Linked DNA regions of Homo sapiens: region 2 is linked to region 1. Evidence: read pairs that join two places in POLR2A ChIA-PET (ENCODE). Cell type or tissue: MCF 10A. All regions are shown on one strand.

What was found. Peaks named below come from ENCODE experiments on the same cell type or tissue, not always from the same donor. Only the 100,000 strongest peaks of a DNase experiment are listed, where the experiment ranks them.
Region 2: POLR2A ChIA-PET joins it to region 1 with 6 read pairs; 16 of 35 experiments call an interaction of 5 or more read pairs at or near these places.

The regions. Positions count from the first base shown.
Region 1 is chr12:51,116,424-51,121,423 of GRCh38, reverse strand. It overlaps TFCP2 (transcription factor CP2), which reads left to right. Exons shown (of 15, transcript NM_005653.5): 2 at 2,652-2,803; 3 at 3,677-3,753. Among named protein-coding and RNA genes, the nearest start is that of CSRNP2, 35 kb to the right of the region's middle. In MCF 10A, no CTCF peak of the experiment used is centred here; a DNase peak (open chromatin) is centred at 2,553.
Region 2 is chr12:51,204,614-51,209,613 of GRCh38, reverse strand. It overlaps POU6F1 (POU class 6 homeobox 1), which reads left to right. Exons shown (of 11, transcript NM_001330422.2): 2 at 2,731-2,825. The coding sequence starts at 2,778. Among named protein-coding and RNA genes, the nearest start is that of POU6F1, 11 kb to the left of the region's middle. In MCF 10A, no CTCF peak of the experiment used is centred here; no DNase peak of the experiment used is centred here.

The DNA of each region.
Region 1 (5,000 bases):
CTTTTGAGATGGAGTCTCGCTCTGTCTCCCGGGCTTCAGTGCAGTGGTACGATCTTGGCTCACTGCAACCTCCACCTCCCAGGTTCAAGCAATTCTCCTGCCTCAGCCTCCCAAGTAGCTGGGACTAGGCGCGCGCCAACGCGCCCGGCTAATTTTTGTACTTTTAGTGGAGACGGGGTTTTACCATGCTAGCCAGGCTGGTCTCAAACTCCTGACCTCAAGTGATCTGCCCCCCTTGGCCTCCCAAAGTGCTGGGATTACAGGCATGAGCCATACCGTGCCTAGCCAAGGGAATCTTAATTGTTTCTTTTATTTCATGTACCCTGTTCCTTTTCTTTTGTACCCAGAAGTACTCTGTGGCCTATATATATTTTTTCTTTTTTAAAAAAAACTTTACTGTGGAAAATTTCAAACATATACAAAGTAAACAGAATAATATGATGAACCCTCTTGTACTCATCACCTTGCTTTAACATGTTACTACTCTTTTTACCTTTTTTTTTTTTTTTTTTTTGAGACACAGTCTCGCTATGTCGCCCAGGCTGGAGTGCAGTGGCACAATCTCGGCTCAAGTGATTCTCGTGCCTCAGCCTCTGACATAGCTGGGATTACAGATGTGTGTCTCCACACCCATCTAATTTTTGTATTTTTATTAATAGTAGAGATGGGGTTTCACCATGTTGGCCAAGCTGGTCTTGAACTCCTGGCCTCAAGTGATCTGCCTGCCTTGGCCTCCCAAAGTGCTGGAATTACAGCCGTGAGCCACCACACCTAGCCCTCTTTTATTATTTTTACTTCTACCTATTCCCCATCCTCTAATCAATAATTTTTTTTTTAGGTAAAATTCATATACAATGAGATGCAAAAATAAGCTGTTACAGTTACAACCACGTAGCAGACCTATCATAGTATAATACATTTTTATCTCCCTACAAAGTTCCCTTATATACCTTCCAAGTCATCCCCTGCCCCACCAGGAAACCATTGTTCTCTTTGGCTCTGCCTGTTTTAGACTGTCATATAAACAGAACCATGCATTACACATTCTTTGTGTCCGGCTTTTTTTGTCGAGCATTATATCTGTGAGATTCATCCGTGTTGCATTCCTTTGTTTCACTGAGTAGTCCATTGTATGGATATACCATGGTTTGTACATCCGTTCTCTTACTCATGAACATTTAGGTTCTTTCCAGTTTTTATTTTTTTGTTGTTGTTGTTGTTCTTTTTTTTTTTTTTTTTTTTTTTTGAGACAGAGTCTTGCTTTGTTGCCCAGGCTGGAGTGCAGTGCCACGATCTCGGCTCACTGCACCTCTGCCTCCTGAGGTCAAGTGATTCTCCTGCCTCAGCCTCCCAAGTATCTGGGACCACAGGCATGCGCCACCACACCCAGCTAATTTTTGTAATTTTGGTAGAGACAGGGTTTCACCATGTTGGCCAGGCTGGTCTCAAACTCCTGACCTCAGGTGATCCACCCGCCTCGGCCTCCCGAAGTGCTGGGATTACAGGCGTGAGCACCTGGCCTAGTTTTTGCTTTTATGCTGTGAACATTTATAACAAGTCTTGGGTGGACTTACATTTTCATTTTTCTTGGATAAGTACCAATGGGTGGAATTGCTGGGTCAATAGATGCATGGTTAATTTAATTTAATTTTTTTAATTAATTTTTTTTTTTTGAGATGGAGTTTCGCCTTTGTTGCCCAGGCTGGAGTGCAGTGGCACCATCTCGGCTCACTACAACCTCCACCTCCCGGGTTCAAGCAGTTCTCCTGCCTCAGCCTCTTGAGTAGCTGGGATTACAGGCATGCGCCACCACTCCCAGCTAGGTTTGTATTTTTAGTAGAGACAGGGTTTCGCCATGTTGGTCAGGCGGGTTTCCACCTCCGGACCTCAGGTGATCCGCCCACCTCGGCCTCCCAAATTGCTGGGATTACAGGCATGAGCCACTGTGCCTGACTGCATGTTTAATTTTATAAAAAACTGCCAAACCTTTTCCTAAACTGTTTTATGTCATTGTACATTGCTACTGACAAAAGGATGAGAGTGTGGTTTTACATTCCCACTGACAAAGGATGGGTATGTGTCTTTGGTTTGCAAGTTTAGATAAACTGATAGATACAAAAAGCTTTTTCTTAGAGGAAATGGCTTGTAGGAACATCTCAATATTAGTTGTTATTCCACAGAATGTAAGATGACCTTGAAATATATACTCGTTATTGATTTGTCCTTTTCACGTGGCTTCTAAGGAATTGTAGAAGTTATTTTAGTCCTTATAGTAAATCAGCTGATATGGTTATATAGATAGTATAGTTGTTGCCTTTCTGAGAATGAAGACGTTACTGAATGTCCTAGATTTATACATTTTAGAACTCTGTTTATAATTTCCACAGTCCTTTTAGGAACCCCTGTCTATGATTCCTAGAAACATTCTCTTTAACACTTAGTGGTTTTAGCAGTGAATATCTGTCATCACCCACACTGTTGTGGTCAGGGGGATATCACAGCAGGTAATCTAAATGGAATTCTTGGGATGAAACTCCACCAAGGTGAGTAATGTTTATGGCTTTCCAAAGCATTGCAGTTAAATCATTCAGCAATAAACCTGCGTTTGCACCATTGCCAGGTATTAATGTGAGTCATTTGTTTTATTTTAGTGATGTCCTTGCATTGCCCATTTTTAAGCAAGAAGAGTCGAGTTTGCCTCCTGATAATGAGAATAAAATCCTGCCTTTTCAATATGTGCTTTGTGCTGCTACCTCTCCAGCAGTGAAACTCCATGATGAAACCCTAACGTATCTCAATCAAGGTTAGATGCTTCCTCATTCATTAGTACTATTGCAGACCTACTGTATTTATGATTTTTTTGTTTGTTTGTTTGTTTTGAGACGGCGTCACCCAGGCTGGAGTGTAGTGGCGCCATCTTGGCTCACTGCAAGCTCTGCCTCCCGGGTTCACACCATTCTCCTGCCTCAGCCTCCTGAGTAGCTGGGACCACAGGCACCCGCCACCACACCCGGCTAATTTTTTTGTATTTTTAGTAGAGATAGGGTTTCATCGTGTTAGCCAGGATGGTCTCGATCTCCTGACCTCATGATCCGCCTGCCTTGGCCTCCCAAAGTGCTGGGATTACAGGCGTGAGCCACCGTGCCCGGCCATTTATGATGTTTTATTAGGTACACTTATATGTAAAAACTTAGATCTTTCTAGTGTGGCCTATCAAACTAGAAGTCCTACTTCAGAGATTTGAGTTCTAATGTCATACTTGATATCTATTACTAGCTTCTTTTGCTTAGCTGTCCATTTTTAGTGTCCAGCTTCCTCTTCCTAATCATATTCCCTAGACACTCCCATTGGTTACTGTCTGAGAAGTATTACTCTACCTGGCTCTATTATTTACCAATTGTGTGGCCTTGGACAAGTTGCTAAAACTCTTTTAAGTTTCAATTTCTTTGTCTGTAAAATGGGATTGATAATACCTTAGAAAAGTATATCAGTTAAATGAGATAATGTGACAATACTTAGCACAGTGCTGAGCATCTTGTAAAGGCTTCTGATTGTTGTTACTAATACTAATAATATTATTATACTGTTGTATATTCAACCAACTGAATTTTATTCTTTCCGAATCTAGCAAAGTTAATTTGTGGTGAATATAATATGTAATTACTTTTTCTTCTAGGACAGTCTTATGAAATTCGAATGCTAGACAATAGGAAACTTGGAGAACTTCCAGAAATTAATGGCAAATTGGTGAAGGTAAAACGAATAAATCATTCTTCTGTACAATATTTTTTACTAATCCTTTTGGGATTTTAAATTTTGTTGTTGTTGTTAATGTTCTTTTGCTTCCAATGGCTTAATGGTATCTCTTGCCTGCAGTAATTTGTTGGCAGAGTAGTAAGCTGATGTGTTATTTCTTTGGGGTCAGAGTAAGCCCCAGTATTCACATGAATTTTTCAGAGCTGCAGAAATAGAACGCTTACCACTCCCTGTCCAGGGTAATCACCCCTGGCTCAGTGAAGTTCTTTTGGGTGGAGTAAAGTAACCTCCTTGAGATCTTTAGAGAAGCCTCAGTGTCTTTTTTGATACTTAGTCTTATAGCAAGGAAAACAGAAGCTACTTTGATGAAGAGCAGTTCTCTTAGTCTAGATTAACAGTTAGGATTTTGATAATTCACAGCACAGTTGAAACAGAGGAGTTTTGTCAAAAGGTGGTGGGAGGAATTAATAGGCACTTCTACAAAGTAAGAGTAACAAAAGGAAAGTTGATGGAAACAGGCTCTACCTACCCTCAGTGTTTACAGGTTGTATGGTGGGTTAGCAAGCGGGGGAGTTGGTGAGTTTTTCATATACATCTGAAGAGCTAAGCCAGATAGGCCGTGGTATAACAGAAGAGGTGTGCAGAAACGCTTCAGACAGGAGTACTTTATTCCTAGTTACCATCGGACTGAAGTTTAAGCCAAGTTTTAAATATGGTACCAGTTAACTATAAAGATTCTATCTGAGAAATTGGCTGGACCCGGTGGCTCACGCCTATAGTCCCAGCACTTTGAGAGGCTGAGGCGGGCGGGTCGCCTGAGGTTGGGAGTTTGAGACCAGCCTGACCAACATGGAGAAACCCTGTCTCTACAAAAAATACAAAATTAGTCAGGCGTGGTAGCACATGCCTGTAATCCCAGCTACTCAGGAGGCTGAGGCAGGAGAATTCCTTGAACCCGGGAGGTGGAGGTTGCGGTGAGCCGAGATCACACCATTGCACTCCAACCTGGGCAACAAGAGCAAAATCTGTTTCAAAAAAAAAAAAAAAGATTATATCTGAGAAATTATAAAATTTTATCCTGAAATAGCACTTAGTATGGTATGGGTTTTAGAGTGAAACAGATCTTAAGAAAAATAATTTTAGATTGCGTTTAGAAACAAACTGGCAGTGAATCCTGCTAGTTTTTCTTTGTCAGCACTGATTTTCAAGAGGTCTTGTTATCATCTGATTTTGTTGTATCCTTT
Region 2 (5,000 bases), 88 kb before region 1:
GTTCAAAAAAAATTATACCCAATAGTCATAATACACTATTTGCAATAGCCAAAAGGTAGAACAACCCAAATGTCCACCAACTAATGAATGGATAAACAAAATATAGTGTATCCATACAATAGAATACTATTCAGCCATGAAAAGGAATGAAGTTCTGACACATGCTACAATGTGGATGAACCTTGGAAACATGCCAAGTAAAAGAAGCTAGACACACAAAGCGACATATTCTATCATTCCATTTACATGAAATATCCAGAATAGGGAACCCCATAGAGAAAGCACATCAGTAGTTGCCAGGGCTTGGGCGGTGGCAGTGGAAGGTGAATGACTGTTAGTGGATATGGAGTTTCCTTTTGGGTTGATGAAAATGTTCTGGGACTAGACAGTGGTGATGGTGGCACAAGTGTGAACCCACCAGATTCCACTGTACGGAGCACTTTAAAGTGGCTAAAATGGTTAATTGTATGGGATGTGAATTTATCGTAGTCTGTTTGGGCTGCTATAACAAAATACCATAAACTGGGTAGCTTTTAAACAACAGAAATTTATTTCTCATAGTACTGAAGGTGGGAAGTCCAAGATCAAGGTGGTGTTGTCTGGTGAGGACCCACTTCCTCACTGACAGAGCCTTATTGCTGTGTCCTCACATAGTCGAAAGGGTGAAAGTATCTCTCTCACACTGGGGTCTCTCTGTTGCCCAGGCTGGAGTGCAGTGGCGAAATCACTGCTCACCACAGCCTCAACCTCCTGGGCTCAAGTGATCCTCCTGCCTCAATCTCCTGAGTAGCTGGGACTACAGGTATGCACCACTACGCTCAGCTACTTTTTGTACTTTTTGTAGAGACGGGGTTTCACCATGTTGTCCAGGCTAGTCTCGAACTCCTGGGCTCAAGCAGTCCACCTGCCTAAGTCCTGGGATTACAGGCATGAGCCTTGGTTCTTTTTTATATGGGCACTAATCCCATTCCTAATTACCTTCCAGAGGCCCTATCTCTTAATACTATCCACCTTGGGGATTAGCATTTCAACACATGAATTTGCGGGGAAGGACACATTCAGACCATAGCAGAAAGGAAAGGTGAATCCAGAACACCCCTCTGGGCTTTGTTTCACCATCTGTAACATGCGGATAATAATGCCTCCCATTCCCCACGCCCCCAGGGTTGGCATGAGTAATACAGCAAGCAATTGTGTTATATAAAATGTCTAGCATACAATATGCACTCGAAATAAATGTCAATTGCTTTTTTTCCTTTAAAAGTGTCTAAAGCTATTTGCCTGATTCTCTGTCTCTCTCTCTCTCTCTTTTTTGAGACAGGGTCTGGTTCTGTAACCCAGGCTGGAGTGCACCACTCACTGCTCACTGCAACCTCTGCCTCCCAGGCTCAAGCGATCTTCCCACCTCCCAGGCTCAAGCGATCTTCCCACCTCAGCCTCCTGAGTAGCTGGGACTATAGGCATGCGCCATCATGCCCAGCTAATTTTTTTTTTTTTTTTTTTGGTACAGACAGGGCCTCACTATGTTGCCCAAGCTGGTCTGGAACTCCTGGACTCAGGTGATCCTCCTGCCTTGGCCTCCCAAAGTTCTGGGATTACAGGCGTGAGCCTCTGCGCCCAACCTATTTTCTTTATTTCTTACGACTGTAGTTTGTGGCTCTAGTCAGACAACCTGTCCTCACATGAGGGCTTCACCCACTCCTCACTGCACAGGGCAGGCTGTTCCACCATCTGGGATGTCCCACCTCCTCTGTTACAGGCCACTGTGGTCTTTGGGCCACTGTCACAGAGTCACCTGAGAGCTGATTCTGTGATGTTCACCCACTGAATCAGACTCTCTGAGAGTAGTTGGGTGAAAAGGTCTAAGGGTCTGCATTTACATTTTTATTTTTAAATTATTACTCTGTATTTTATTTATTTAGTGAGACTGAGTCCCACTCTACTCTGTACTTTAATTGATATAAATACTAACATTTTTACTAAGTGCTCCAGGTGATGATCATGCATATTAAAGTTGGAGAGCACTTTAATTTATGTTTTTACCATCTATTCCAGGAAGTCTGCCCAGATTTCTCCCTTGCTCCTTACCTAAGTCTAAGGTTCTGAGGGTCAGGGTCAGATTCCCATTGGGTTCTGCTGGGTGTGCTCTCCCACCGGACTGGGGAGGCCCCAGGGACAGATATCTTGCCCTTTCTTTACTCTCCTCACCCTAAGCCCAGATGTTCCTGGTACTACTGAGTGTAGATTCTCCTAGGATGCTGTAGGAAATGCAACATAATCTTTTTTTTTTGGCCAGGTGCAGTGGCTCATGCCTGTTATCCCAGCACTTTGGGAGGCCGAGGCGGGTGGATCACTTGAGGTCAGGAATTCAAGACCAGCCTGGCCAACATGGTGAAACCCTGTCTCTACTAAAAATACAAAAATTAGCCTGGCGTGGTGGCACATGCCTGTAATCCCAGCTACTCGAGTGGCTGAGGCAGGAGAATTGGTTTAACCCGAGGGGCAGAGGCTGCAGTGAGCACAGATCGTGCCACTGCACTCCAGCCTGGGCGACAGAGTGAAACTGTCTCAAAAAAAAAGAATCCTTTTTTTTTTTTTTAACCTCTACAGATACTTGGGAGAACCTAACTTCTCTGTCTTCTGTGATTCTATTCTGACTTTTCTAGATGGTATAGAAATTGTATTACTGTGTCACATCACCCTTTGCCTTTCCAATCCCATCTTACCCAGGATGTGCTAGGTGTGGGCCGGCCCCCACCCGACCCTGACAAGTGACCATGGATCCTGGAGCCGGGTCAGAGACATCTCTGACTGTCAATGAGCAGGTATCTTCTGGGGTGGGAAGTGGGGGGGTAAGGGTGATGGAGTGAGGGGTGTGGGCAACAGAGGAGGACTCCACAGGGCCCTTCACTCTCTGTTTCTTACCAGGGTTCACCATCACTTCACCTGTCCAGAGGTACTTGCCATTTAGGATTTCTCAGGGCCTGGGTTTGGGGAGTTAAGCTGTGACTTTAAGATGTAAAATCAAAGTGTACATAATATGTTTAAGTTTACATGGGGAAAGGTTTGAACATCAGGTAATTTACTCCTTAGTTTTTCTTCTTGCTTACACATATTTTCTAATTTTTTTTTTTTTTTGCAAATTACTATTACTTATATCTTTTTTGTTTGTTTGTTTGTTTGTTTGTTTTGAGATGGAGTCTCACTCTGTCACCCAGGCTGGAGTGCAGTGGCGCAATCTCGGCTCACTGCAAGCTCCGCCTCCCGGGTTCACACCATTCTTCTGCCTCAGCCTCCCGAGTAGCTGGGACTACAGGCACCCACCACCACACCCGGCTAATTTTTTGTATTTTTAGTAGAGATGGGGTTTCACCGTGTTAGCCAGGATGGTCTCGATCTCCTGACCTCGTGATCTGCCCACCTCGGCCTCCCAAAGTGCTGGAATTACAGGCGTGAGCCACCGCGCCCGGCCCATTTTTTAAAAGGAGAAAAAAAGGCCAGGCACGGTGGCTCACACCTATAATCCCAGCACTTTGGGAGGCCGAGGTGGGTGGATCACCTGAGGTCAGGAGTTCGAGACCAGCCTGGCCAACATGGTGAAACCCTGTCTCTACAAAAAATACAAAAATTAGCCGGGCGTGGTGGTGGGCACCTGTAATCCCAGCTACTTGGGTGGCTGAGGCAGGAGAATTGCGTGAGCCCAGGAGGTGGAGCTTGCAGTGAGCCGAGATCGCGCCACTGAACTCCAGCCTGGGTGACAGGGCGAGACTCTGTCTACAAAAAAAAAAAAAAAAAGAAAGAAAAGAAAAGATGAATTTCTCTGAAAATGTAATTGGAGTGAAGCCCCTCATAGGGCAAGCTGGGGCAGCACAAGAGCTGCTTTGGGGATGTATTTCACTCATCTCATATTCTGCTGATGGGTCACATCGTCACTTTTTCCAGCACAGCCTCCGACTGGATCCACTTTCAGGCTCAAAGAGTGTGTTGTGAGAGTGATTTCAGGCACAGGCCAAATGCACAGAGGCCTGACACAAAGCTGTTTAATTTACAGACTTTGTCTCTGATTCTTGAATGGCCCAATTGGCAGGGTTTCCGTGCTGGTGATGAAGAGCTAGTGTGTGTCGTCTGGGCAGGGGAGGGAGACTGAGTGTTCTGAGGAGGCTCAGGGTCCGCCTGCATCGCTCATGCATGGAGATTGCCCTTGAAGTCTGAGCATGCCCACAGCAGGTGGCAGGACTGGAGCCACAGGGCCACAGGATAAAAAGCTGCAGTCAGGCCGGGCGTGGTGGCTCACACCTGTAATCCCAGCACTTTGGGAGGCCGAGGTGGGCGGATCACGAGATCAGGAGATCGAGACCATCCTGGCCAACACAGTGAAACCCCATCTCTACTAAAAATACAAAAAAATTAGCCGGGCGTGGTGGTGGGCACCTGTAGTCCCAGCTACTCGGGAGGCTGAGGCAGGAGAATGGCGTGAACCCGGGGGGGTGGAGCTGGCAGTGAGCCGAGATTGCGCCACTGCATTCCAGCCTGGGTGACAGAGCGAGACTCTGTCTCAAAAAAAAAAAAAAAAAAAAAAGCTGCAGTCCAGGAGCGGTGCCAGGCAGAGAGGGAGAGGATGCATCTTCAGGATTCTTGACCCTTGTTTCAGGAATTTAGCTTGCAGGGAAATCCTGAGCCTTTACTCCAGAGTTTTCGAAATAAAGGAATCATGGGCGATAGAAGTTACTCAGCATTGTGGAGCATTCATTTTCCATCCCTTTATCTTTGGGGAACTTTCAGATGGTTTCAAGGGAAGTGAAGAGGGATTTGGTTCCTGGCCCGACTTAAGCTGTGGATACCATGTTAGGAGCCCTCATACCCACGTTCGAAGATCCTAGCTGCCAAGAGGACATCCTTGCAAGTTGTAGGATAGGCCATCCGCCGCTCCCTGCACTGAGTCCAAGAGATGGAACAAAGAGAAATTAGCTCCCAAATGGTTTGGCTCTGGGGGACATTTT